Regions from separate parts of the Mus musculus genome. Here region 2 is linked to region 1. The links are chromatin contacts, found by Hi-C or POLR2A ChIA-PET in ENCODE. All regions are on one chromosome and are shown on one strand. The core of a region is the stretch at or near the end of the contact, and the rest is flanking DNA. Distances in the headings are between cores, read along the strand shown.

Evidence for each region. A loop is a pair of places that touch in the nucleus more often than their neighbours do. ChIA-PET counts read pairs that join two places held with the same protein, here RNA polymerase II (POLR2A).
Region 2: a loop to region 1 is called in a map of left cerebral cortex, with 2.4 times the contacts of the local background. The contact joins two enhancer-like sites. A Hi-C loop is called at or near these places in 1 of 37 maps with a recorded cell type or tissue (left cerebral cortex). POLR2A ChIA-PET finds 5 or more read pairs at or near these places in 1 of 5 experiments (Patski).

Annotation. Positions count from the first base shown.
Region 1 is chr13:63,242,272-63,247,558 of GRCm38, reverse strand. The region is part of intron 13 of Aopep (aminopeptidase O); the gene reads right to left. Among named protein-coding and RNA genes, the nearest start is that of Gm16907, 52 kb to the left of the region's middle. Within about 2 kb of position 2,183, at least 2 of the 3 ENCODE cell types and tissues checked have a DNase peak (open chromatin) inside an H3K27ac peak, as active enhancers do; they include left cerebral cortex, where a contact is called at or near this core.
Region 2 is chr13:62,903,411-62,909,268 of GRCm38, reverse strand. No RefSeq gene overlaps it. Among named protein-coding and RNA genes, the nearest start is that of Gm40981, 11 kb to the left of the region's middle. Within about 2 kb of position 3,415, at least 1 of the 3 ENCODE cell types and tissues checked has a DNase peak (open chromatin) inside an H3K27ac peak, as active enhancers do; it is left cerebral cortex, where a contact is called at or near this core.

The DNA of each region.
Region 1 (5,287 bases), core at 934-3,433:
CATCGAATAGGTAATTGTTTTTCTGTGTATTATTCTGTGAGCATATAGCTGAGAACATATAAACCCAGGGTTTGGTGAGAGTAAAACAGAACAGAGATGGAATTTTCCAGCCGAGAGGCTTCAGAAAGCACCTTGCTCCTAAGTTGCCTTCCCTGAGTGGCGCCCAGAGCCCTCCTCCCCCCACCCCCACCCCCACCCACATACAGAGCCGGAACCGCCCACATCTCTGTCAGTTCGGGTCTGCCTTTAACAGTTTCTACATTTCAAACATCTTAAGCACAGAGTCTAGAAAGGACATCAGAATAACAGATTCAAAACACGTCATAAATCAAGTCATTCGGTTTTAAGTCTATTCACAGAAAAGCCAAAAAACGTGTGCTCTTAACTTACAAACCAGAGAACTTAAACTCAAGGCCACAAGGCAACTGTGGAAAGTGACCCACAATAATCTACTCTTACAGTAAAATTTTTGGAATTTAAAGAAAAAGAAATCCAGACACCCAGAAAGGAAAACAAAAACCAACCAAACACCAGGTCACTCTGAAGAAAAGAAATGAGACCAAATAAATAACTACAAGTAAAATTTAAGGACAAACTTACAACCACACAGCCATGATTCAGTACTGTCACCATAACCCTTCCGAGAAGCAGACAACAGAACGAGCTTCCAAATATGGAAAGGAAGAGCTAACACCTGAGAGCGACCTTGAAGGGCTGGAGTGTGCCAGTGTCCTGAGGTCATATGTACTCCCTAGAAGGACAGTATACACCACTGCTCCTGCTGACAATGCCCGCACGTGAATTACAGGAAAAACAGTCGGCTTGTTCCCTGTTCAGACGTATTTACTTGGAAGTAAAAGGACATTTCAAGTCACATGATAAAGGGTGAAGGAACAGAAACGGTGTCTAATTTCCTTCCTGCTCATATCACACAATCGATACGAAAGAAAGGAGGGTGTTTATAAAAAATACCCTGGAGAGCCAAATCAGACGTTTCCCCAAATCCCCCCCAAAAGACAGGACCAACTCACTAGTTCATATGAAAGTGAAACTGAGGTAGGACTTTCACAAACCTGCCTGCCTGCGGCCTGTGGGGTAAAGGGGTTCTCAGAGGAAAGCAAACCCAGGGGCCAGCATCAGGCTCAGCCTCAGGTTCTCCCACCTCTAAGCCCTCCTTCTAGAAGACACTAAAGAGACTGTCTCCAGGAAAGCCAGGGAATCTTCATGGAAAACCAGTAAAGAACAAAATAAATAGCAAGCTTAAACAAAATGATAAAAGGTTTTGTTTTGGCTTTTTTTTTTTTTTTTGGTTAATTGCAGCATCATGGAGGATTGCAAACGTAAATACCACTGTGAGCTTCATCATCTAATCAATGCCACAAATACTTGTGAGGCCACATGTGGTCTTCTCCAAGTGCGGGGCTCTCAAGGTTGAATATATATCAGATACACATTGGCTGACGTCTAGGCTGAATACACTCAAGTGTCCGCCTGCTGTAACACATAATTAATGGAAACAATGACAGGTCCTAACCCAAGGTGACACCAGTAGGTGCTACTAAAAATAACACATCTTATTAGTGCCATATGAGCACAGGCACAAAACAGCAGCTCATTAAAATGCCTAAGATGAGAGTGAGTGCCAAGGAAAGCATTCTGTCACAGGAATGAAATTAACGCTGCCTATAAAAGTAACTAAAAAGCCACAAGAATGTTCTTCTCCCACCTCCCTTTTCCACTCTTATGTTTTATATGAAAATAGCTTTCATCTTTCGATGCAGGAAAGAATTGGTGGTGGCTGGCATCAAACACACTGAAATCAACACAAGTGTAATTATCAGCATACTTTCAAGTGTTTTCAAAATACATGCTGGTTGAGATTGTCTCAATTTAGAAATGTGCGCTTTGTGCTGGTGGTTGAGGACTAAGAATTTTAGGATACTGCCCAAAGCATTATTTTTGTAGCAGTTACTTGACTAGCTAATATTGCACCAACGTACACAGAGTGTCCGATGCAGTCTGCACTGTCTTTGTGTGGGTTGTGGCGGGCTTCAGTGGGACATTCACGTCAGCTGCTGCACATAAATCACTCAGAACTGGGCTTGACACTCGGCAAGTGTCAGCTATGGGTGCATTAATGGTTCCACTCAGAGAGGCTGTGAGGAGGTGCGTGGGGACGAGCGGGTGACTGTTGTTAGGAGTAAGTGCTGAGGGCAGCCGGTCATGGTCTTAATTTTTCCTGTTAGACCAGTTTAAAGCTGGCAGGGATTTCAGAACACACAGAGATGTCAGAATCTCTTCTGGTTTTAAGTTGTAGACTCTTAAAAAGAATCAGTCTAGGGAACAGATGAAAATTTAATGGTATAACATTACACAAACCAGACTGTCTTCCTGAGGCTACAAAATATAGCAATTTTCTCTTGGTCCAGCTTAAAGAGAGCAAAAATGTCAAGATCTTGCATGATTTGATCTGACATGAGATTTGGATATAGAATGTTCAATATTGTATTTGTTAAAGATTTATTATAAATACAAGGGTAGGAAGAGGTATAGAAACAAGGCCCAGGTACACAGGATTACTTAAGCATCTAAGCAATACAGTAAACTGCATACAGACACACAGACACACACACACACAACCCTCCCCGGCTTGGTTGCTTCATAACAACTTTCATTAATTACTCTGCACCCATCACTCACATAAGTCCTTTTCCAAAGGCAAGGCCCAGGACACAAAGACACTCTCTGAGGAGGTGAAGGGCGGCTGGTAATTCATTAGAACCCATAAAGCTTTTCTATGGAAATCAAGAATCAATGAAGCTATTGTATGAGACCATAGCTCGGCAAGTGTGGACTAGTTATGGATTCTCACAAAGCAACAGTACTCTTAAAAGAGGCAAGGGCACCATGCCTAGGAAACTCCAGGGGAGCCTTGCCTCAGGTATAAGGGCAGCCACCCATACCCACCAGGTTGCTGGGTGCAGGGAGTGGCTACCAGTAACTGTGGGCACTTGGCTGCATGCTCCCAGCTCTCAAGGGTTGCTTTTACTACTGGCTTGTGCATCCAGGGCTACAAGTGATTGAAGTCTATCAGCCGCCACTGGCTGCTGTGAGTCCAGTAAAGAGTTAAGTAACTTTAAAACAAAACAAAAATCTTAAATACTGGTTTCCAGAATTACAACAGAATATAAAAGACTTATGTCACAAAAGACAAACACTGTGACAAACTATTTCAAGCCTAAATCACCTACCTTTAACATTCTGGGTGCGCTCGCGCTCGCTCGCTTTCTCTCTCTCCCTTTCTCTCTCTCTCTCTCTCTCTCTCTCTCTCTCTCTCTCTCACACACACACACACACACACACACACACACACACACACACACACACACGGCAGAAGTGTAGCAAGTGCACACTGCGTCTCAAAGGCGTAAACAGAATGTAGACCTCCCTGAATTCACAGACTTAAAAGTCACGGTGCATTCTCACCCCAACAGAGATCACCACTGCTTTTGTGGCTCCAAGTCAAGTGTGTAATAAGAAAGGTGTTGTAAAAACAGATTAAATTGCTCCAAACTTTAGCATTTTATCAGAAGGAGAAGAGACAGAGCTGACTACTTGCCGCTATGGGCCATGAACAGCTCGGGCCATGTGCCTCACTCCCCTGTTCAGTCTTTATATTTAACCTGGACACATCACTATGAGTTTAAGAAAATTGTAAGCTCCAAATTGTGACAGAAGTCAACAGTGTCGGCTCTCGGTGACACTATGACTCACAAAGGCTGGTTCACCACCCTCTGGACCTTTGCTTCAGATACACCAGACACAGAGGATGGCTTGTGAGTCACCCCAGTGGCTGGAAAGCCAGCCTATGAATACTTCTGATCTCAGCATGCACACAAAGGCTAAAATGGAAATGGCAAAGGGGGTTTTCTCTAAGTTATTAAATGTGCAGTAATCAAGAAGTCGGAGTCTTTTGAATCTTACAATAGAGAGTTTTCTTTAAACTCCAAGTGCATTGTCTTTAAAATATACCATTGCATAAGGTGCTATTGTGTTATATATTTTAGTTCTTAGAATAATGAAGTTATCTAAACTCTATTTTCATGTACATACCTTAAAATATTAATTCTTACTGTATAATAGTGATACACAATTTATGTTTAAAAGTTAATGTGTTCTTCCAAAGTCAATAATAGATCATGTAGCAAAAGCTATTACAGTTAACACGCGTGCGCGCGCGCACACACATACACACATACACACATACACACACACACATACACACACACTCTTTTCACTGTTGGAATCACAGCTCTAGCCAGCCCCACAGAGCTAGCCCAGGACTGTAGTCTGTGTGCTATGCACATTCTCGTTTTTTTGTAGCCAAATTTACTCAGACTAAATAACAAGCATTTGAAATAACAGAGAAAGGAAGAACATCAGAGTGGGTGGGAAACAATTCAGGAGCAGGAGAGAGGACACGGGCTTGAGGTAATCTGGTTACAGCCGTGGCAGAGATAGGAAGCTAGGACAACATGGAAAGGGATGTCAAGGGACATCCTGTGGAGATGTAAAAGGGAGAATGAAGAATGATGGTCCTTCAGATGGGTACATAAAGTCCTTAAAGATGGCTTCCTGATAACAGGAATGGCCAGAGAGAGACAGGACATGAGGCCAGGGCAGTTAGGAAAGCACTCCAGTCACTCACAGGGTGAGGTGGCAAAGTCACTCAGCTTGTTCCATTTGCTTCTTCACAGCTCAGACTTCACTGCACTGCTTTTCTGGCTCAAACTCTCAGCTAATATTTCAAGCTCCATCAGACTATGCCCATCATTTAGTGCCTGAGATGATTTCTTTAAGGGTAAAACAAAATGTTTCCCATAAAATGGCATTCTTTCCACACAGCTCGGATCCTGGCCTGCTGCCTGCCGTGGCTGTTTTCCTTTCTCAAGTTATCCCAACAGTTCTGTTTTTACCAGGCAGTAAGAGCCGCCTCCACCCATGGAAGGAAAACGTTGCAGTCCTAGCATAGTTAGTACCGGCCACTTAGCTGAAGTCACTCGGATCTAGTCCACAGACCATTCGGCCAGATCCACCTAGCCCAGTCCAGTTTGGTCTGATCTGGGTTGACTTCTGAGAGCCTCAAGTGGGGGACATTTGAGGAATGGAGGACATGGAGAGAGGACATCTGGTCATCAGGGGAGAGGGCAAGGACAAAGAAGACAAAGGGGCAGACAACAGCTAGGTCTAGAACATGCATGCCTGACATGAACACTCTTATTTCAGT
Region 2 (5,858 bases), core at 2,166-4,665, 340 kb after region 1:
TGTTCTGAGCTACTGTAACTATTCTAAACACATTAGCTCCCATAAGCCATTGCATCAAGCCTTTGCAGAATGTAGACTTCTGTCTTGCAAATGATGAAACTGAGGTCTGGTGGATGAGCATCTTGCCCTTGATCACACTGCTCGTAAGTGACAAAGTCTACATTTGAACAGAGATATTTCTAGCTCTCCAGCTTATGGATAATTTTCTTTTGTTTCCCCACACAGACCCTTCAGAGTCCCACGCAGCTCCAAGATGTAAGTTCTAGGCTAACAGAAAGATGCTAAAGGGACAGCTTTGAAAAGTGATCTCATTGCTTTCCATGAAGTATTGCTCCAGGGCAAGGAGTAGTGGAAGCATGCTTTCTTAGTACGTGCAAGGTCCTGGGTGCAATTCCCAGTACTGGAAACAAACACACACAAAAGCCACAAAAAGTTCTAAGACACCAGTATGGTGGTTCTTGTGCAAAGGTGATTTGGTAAAAATGAGGCAGGGCACTCTCCTTACGGCTTCTTCCTCTTGGCCATGGGACAGTTCTAGATGTCCTCATTTTGGTATAATATGGGAGGAAGTTCTTCCTGTTGAATCCTAGTTCTACCTCCCCCCCCCCCAACAATACCCCCCCAGGGGTGCATTAGGGATCATGAGGAAAATCTCTCTTGAGTGTTTGCCTCCCCGTAGCTTATTTCTCTTTCTGGGTTAAGGCAGCAAAGCAGAGCCTCCTTGTGTGGGCTCAGAGGTCTCCTGTGTGCTTACCCTGTGGCGTAAAGGGTGTGGGGAGGGGCAGACTACCTGGACGTTGGAGTCTAGACCTTGGTAACTGAGGCCTGAACAACCTGGGGCTGTATTTAATCTGCAATGTTGCCCAAATGCTCAAGCGGAGTATTAACGTCACAGAGGGGTCAAGGGCCCCAGGTCAGTTAAGGGTTGCATCAGCTGCTCTTTTCAAGGACTGCTGACAGCAGCAGCTGTTTTCCCAAGTGCAGACGAGAGTCCCCAAAGGGAATGCGCATGAGTCTCCACATGCTTCATTTGCTCATGAACCTTTGCTCCTAAGCAAACAGTGCATTTCACAGGCAGAAGCACGCACACTCCGTCTGGCTTGGCTCCTCTCAATTGACCTTTCTCCTGTAACTTCCAAGCTTGTTTTTAATAAATGTTTAACTTCTTGATTAATTTCAGTAATTTCTGAGGGTAAATTTTCACAGCGCAGATAATGTGTTCTGAATGCCTGCTGAGCTGTAGGCTATGTCAAAACTGTAAACACTTCAGATTGCTCTACCTTCCCAGTACCCTCCCTTACTATGCGGGAATGAAACTCAGTCTTTCTTTTTTTTCTGCCATCTGCGTAATTGCCAGCATTTAAAGATGCTTGCTTCTCTCTTTCGTTGCCTTTGGGCAAAGAATCACTTGCCCAACCTACACTAAATTACTATTTTTCTGGTTTGTTACCCCTCATTTCCCGAAGACTGGCATATAATGAATGCTCGCATTTTGATGTTTTTCTCCGGGACTGCCGTTTTTCTCTGGCAGTTCACCTGCTTTCGATTTTCTTCCTCCCCATCTGCTTATCCCACGGAAGAACTTCCCGCCCACATCTTTATTCCGTTTGCTTTTTAAAAATGCACCATAGCTCTTGGGAAGGAGGAAATATTATCTGCTGCCACAGAATCAGAACCGTCTCCTTTGTCATTTTGCCCGAGCAACTTGGGTCCCATTTTCTGTTCTCTCTTCTTGGGTATTGGACTTGGTGGCGCCATGTAATCCTGTAATGGAGCTACACTTAAAAGCCAGATGAATTCCTCAGAGAACCATTTCTCTCAAGCAGTCCCATTACCAGTGTTTATCAATGTGTGATTGACACGAAGATGCTACTGGGAGGTGATCTTGAGCGCCAGAGGACATCAGGGTGAGGTGCTTCCCAGCACGCTGACCTCCACTGTTTCCTTCCCCGCCTGCTGGACCACAATCTCCTTACTTCTCTTCAGTTATTTATGTCTGGCTCCTTCTTGCCAGTTTGTCTGCTGTTATAAGAGCAGATGTCATTATATGGCTTTGTGGTAGGGCTCTTGGTTATTAATGTATATCAGTTTGGAAGTAGATTGAAGCATGCTATGCATCCCACTGCGTGTCCTGTGTCCACGTTGTGCGTGCCGCCGCCGCTCATCGAGACTTCTCTGTTGAATCTTTAAAGATTATCTCAGCGTCTTCTTTCTTTAATTTTGAGACATGGCTGTCCTGGAACTTGCTTTGTAGACCAGGGTGGTCCCAAACTCACAGAAATCCTCCTTCCTCTGCCTCCCAAGTGCCGGGATTAAAGGTGTGCACCATCATATCATCACTCAGATGTATTTCTACTTAGAAATACACAGTGACTGCATCTCCATGTTTATAGATTTCTGTATGGTTGTGATATGATCTTTGATGCTTTTGTACATGTGTGAGGCCAGAGGACGGCCTCCAATGTTTTTCTCCATGCTCTGCCTACCTTTTGGGTCGAGGGGGAGCAGAGTCTCTCAATAGCCTGGTGCTCACCAGTTGGAATAGAGCAGCTGATCAGCGGACCCCAGGGATCGACTTGTCCCTGCTATCCTGCCCAGCATTTCTTAAAGGGTTCTGGGCTCTAACTCGTGCTTCCATGGTGAGCACATTACAGAATGAGCATCTCTCCATCAATGAGTCAAGATGGTTTCTTAATGTTTGGGTTGTAAGCCTAGTCTTCAAAAGCCGAGCCATTTCACCAGCCCCTCAACGTAATTTCTAAAAGGAGTGATTTCCCACTCTAGGACTTGACTCTGTCAGTTACTACCCTTGGTTTTCTACGGAATAACCAAAAATACGCTGTGCTCTCGCCACATTGGTGGGTATGATATGAACTGAACTGTAGACTTGAACAGGCAGACATGAGTTTAAAGAGCTCTCTCTCTCTCTCTCTCTCTCTCTCTCTCCCCCTCCCCCTCTCTGATGTTGTATAATCGCTTTATGTAAATTGGAATTATTTTCAAACCTCTCATCACAGTGTGGTGGGTGTTCTTGTCACACAGGAAGATGACGTTCTCAGGCCCACATTGGGGTATAATCCAGGTTTTTATCTCTCTTGTGAATGAGGGATGTCCTCCTTGAGGTTGGTAGTGAAACTAGTTCTTTACCAGCAGATCTTCATCAACCCTGTATTTAGAATACCAGGGTACAATTTTAAAATGGCAATTTCATATTACAAGATAACATTCGGATGGGGGAGCTATGAATGGGATGTGATCATGGCTGTCTCCTGTGAAGCTTGCAGTCTGACGTTTCACAAGAAATAAGAACACCTCTGTAGCGTCACAGGACTGCGATACATCAGAGATTATAACTTTGGGGCGCCACTGGATGCTTTTGCTTCTCCTTTATAATGCACTGACATCTTTTTGTAAATAGAATCTAATGCACACCCCTGATTGTGGCACACAGAGCTGTCTGCCAGGCTCTGCTGAGTGTTGGAAGTGTTGGCTTCACCGTGTTCTGCCCATAGCTGTTTCTATACCAGGGCAGCTTTAAGAATTGTGACAGGGACAGTATGGCACACAAACCTCTCTGGCCCTTTGCAGGCAAAGAAAGCCCAGCTCTGCTCTGTAGAATCTGGCTAAAGACTCCTCCATTCCTTTGCTCTTAGAGAAATGGGTACTCTCCTTGACTTCTTGATACTGGGATCTTCCAGCAGCCATTTCCGGAGGGCAAGGGTGTGTGTCCAAGGTTCTCATGTCAAGGAACATGGTCCCCTGGGGACCCTCCTGTTTTTTTTCTTCAGTTCTTCAGTGAAATTGCCCCTCTTCACTTCACAAAAGGGCAGCCTTTGGCACATTTGTCATGCTGTGCCCACCAGAGGGCTGTTCCCATCAAACTGGTCTCAGTCTCTTGGGATTTAGCTATTTCAGATTCCCACAATGAATCCAGGGACCACCTGGCACACTTACTGCTGTACCACTCGGCACTGCTGTACAGCTTAGCATGCTTGCCTGAGCTCACAACTGGCTTTGGCTGGGTCTGTGATCCAATTAATCGTGGCCAGGGTTGAGGAGATCAGCGTTATGGGGCCTCTCTTGGGAGGTTGGTTGACTGCAAGCTTCCTCTAGAAAGAAAAGCAAATGTGGCATTTCTAGAACACTAGAAAATAACGTTTGGTGTGTTCACATGTGCCCATGTGTGCATGCCTGTGGAGAACAGTCTCAGTTGTCTGCATGCCTTAATCACCCCCAACATTTTTTTTTTTTTAATTTGAGCAAGGGTTTCTCACTGAACTTGGAGCTCATCAGATTGGCTAGACTGGCTGACCATTGAGCTCCAGGAATTCTCCTGTCCAGCACCTCAGGTGTGGTGATATTGGTGTGCTGCTTTTTAATGGTATGTTTTACAAGGGAGAGAGCCCAAGAACTGAGGAAAGAATTCAAATACTGGGGAGGAGAGCTTAGCAATTTAAGAATTTCCTAAGTGCTTGGATTTGAGTGACCCAAAGACTCTTCTGTCTAATGACTTAAATAAACACATCAGATTTCCTGGATTGGGATTCACTGTGGTGTAGGGAGTATGAACTAGGAATCTATGCTTTTAGAATATAGTTCTCTGATGATTTTCATGTGTACCAGAATTGAGAGATAAAAGAAAACAACACCCTTTAGGAATGAATCATTGTAAGGGAAGAAAGAAGTAAGACAGGAAAGTGGATCCCTATGCTGTCCTACTTAGAGAGTTCCTGCCATCTTTTCTGGCTGCAGGAGGCAGTTAACATAAATGAGGGGTTACAGCCCTTTGCAATGTTCAACAATTGTGATGCATACCTTTAATCCCAAGGACTTGGGAAACAGGCAAGTGGCTTTCTGTGAGTTCTAGGCCAACCTGGTCTAAGTAGTGAGTTCCAGGACAGCCAGAGCTACATAGTGAAACATGAAGGAATAATAATAAAAAAAACAACAATAATAATAACAAAACAGTGGTGATAATGATAGTAAGAGGTCTTAATTAAAAGGTAATTTGGTGCAAAGCAAAGTCATATTGGGGAAGGTATCCAAATTTTAATTAAGATTTTTTAAAAATATATGATATTTCTGCTTCCAGTCAACACAATTTGGACTTACCTTTCCATCTGAGACACCAGACAAAATAGAAGTTTGATACAAGATCAGTGTAGGATCCAGTGTAGGCTGAGTGTGGCCATGTCCACCCGTAAACTCGGTGTTCAGGAGGCGAAGCAAAGGTTTACTGGGGATTTGGGGGGTTGGCCTAGTTTCTGTGGGAAGTCACAGGTCAACCAAGGCTTCAAGGGCCGTAATTCCTTTGTCTCCTAGCTATGAGTGATAAGAAATTAAAATCTGGTTTGTTTGAGGAAGGGTCCCATTGCGTAGCTAAGGCCAGTTTGGACTTACTCTGTAGTTCCCCTGGTTTTCAATCCTTGATCCTCCCACCTTAGCCTTGCAGGTGAGGGACTGAAAGTTTTAATGCCATACTCAATAGCATAAAAGTATGAAATACTGAGGGTTAAACATGGCTAAAAGGAAAATGCATGCAATAAAAACATTAATGAGAAGAAATGAAGACATACCTCAGTAAATTCAGACTTGACATTTCTTATTTCACAGGTCAAAGTGCCAGTCAAAATTCTTGCTGAATGTTGTTGGAATTAACATTCTAAAGTTGATAGGCAAATACAAGAATGGATTAGCTCATGTGTGTGTGTGTGTGTGTGTGTGTGTGTTTCTGAGACAGAGTTTTTCTGTGTAGCCCTGGCTGTCCTGGAGCTCATTTTGTAGTCCAGGCTGGCCTCGAACTCAGAGATCCTCCTCTCTCTGCCTCCCGAGTGCTGAGAGTGAAGACTGGAGACACC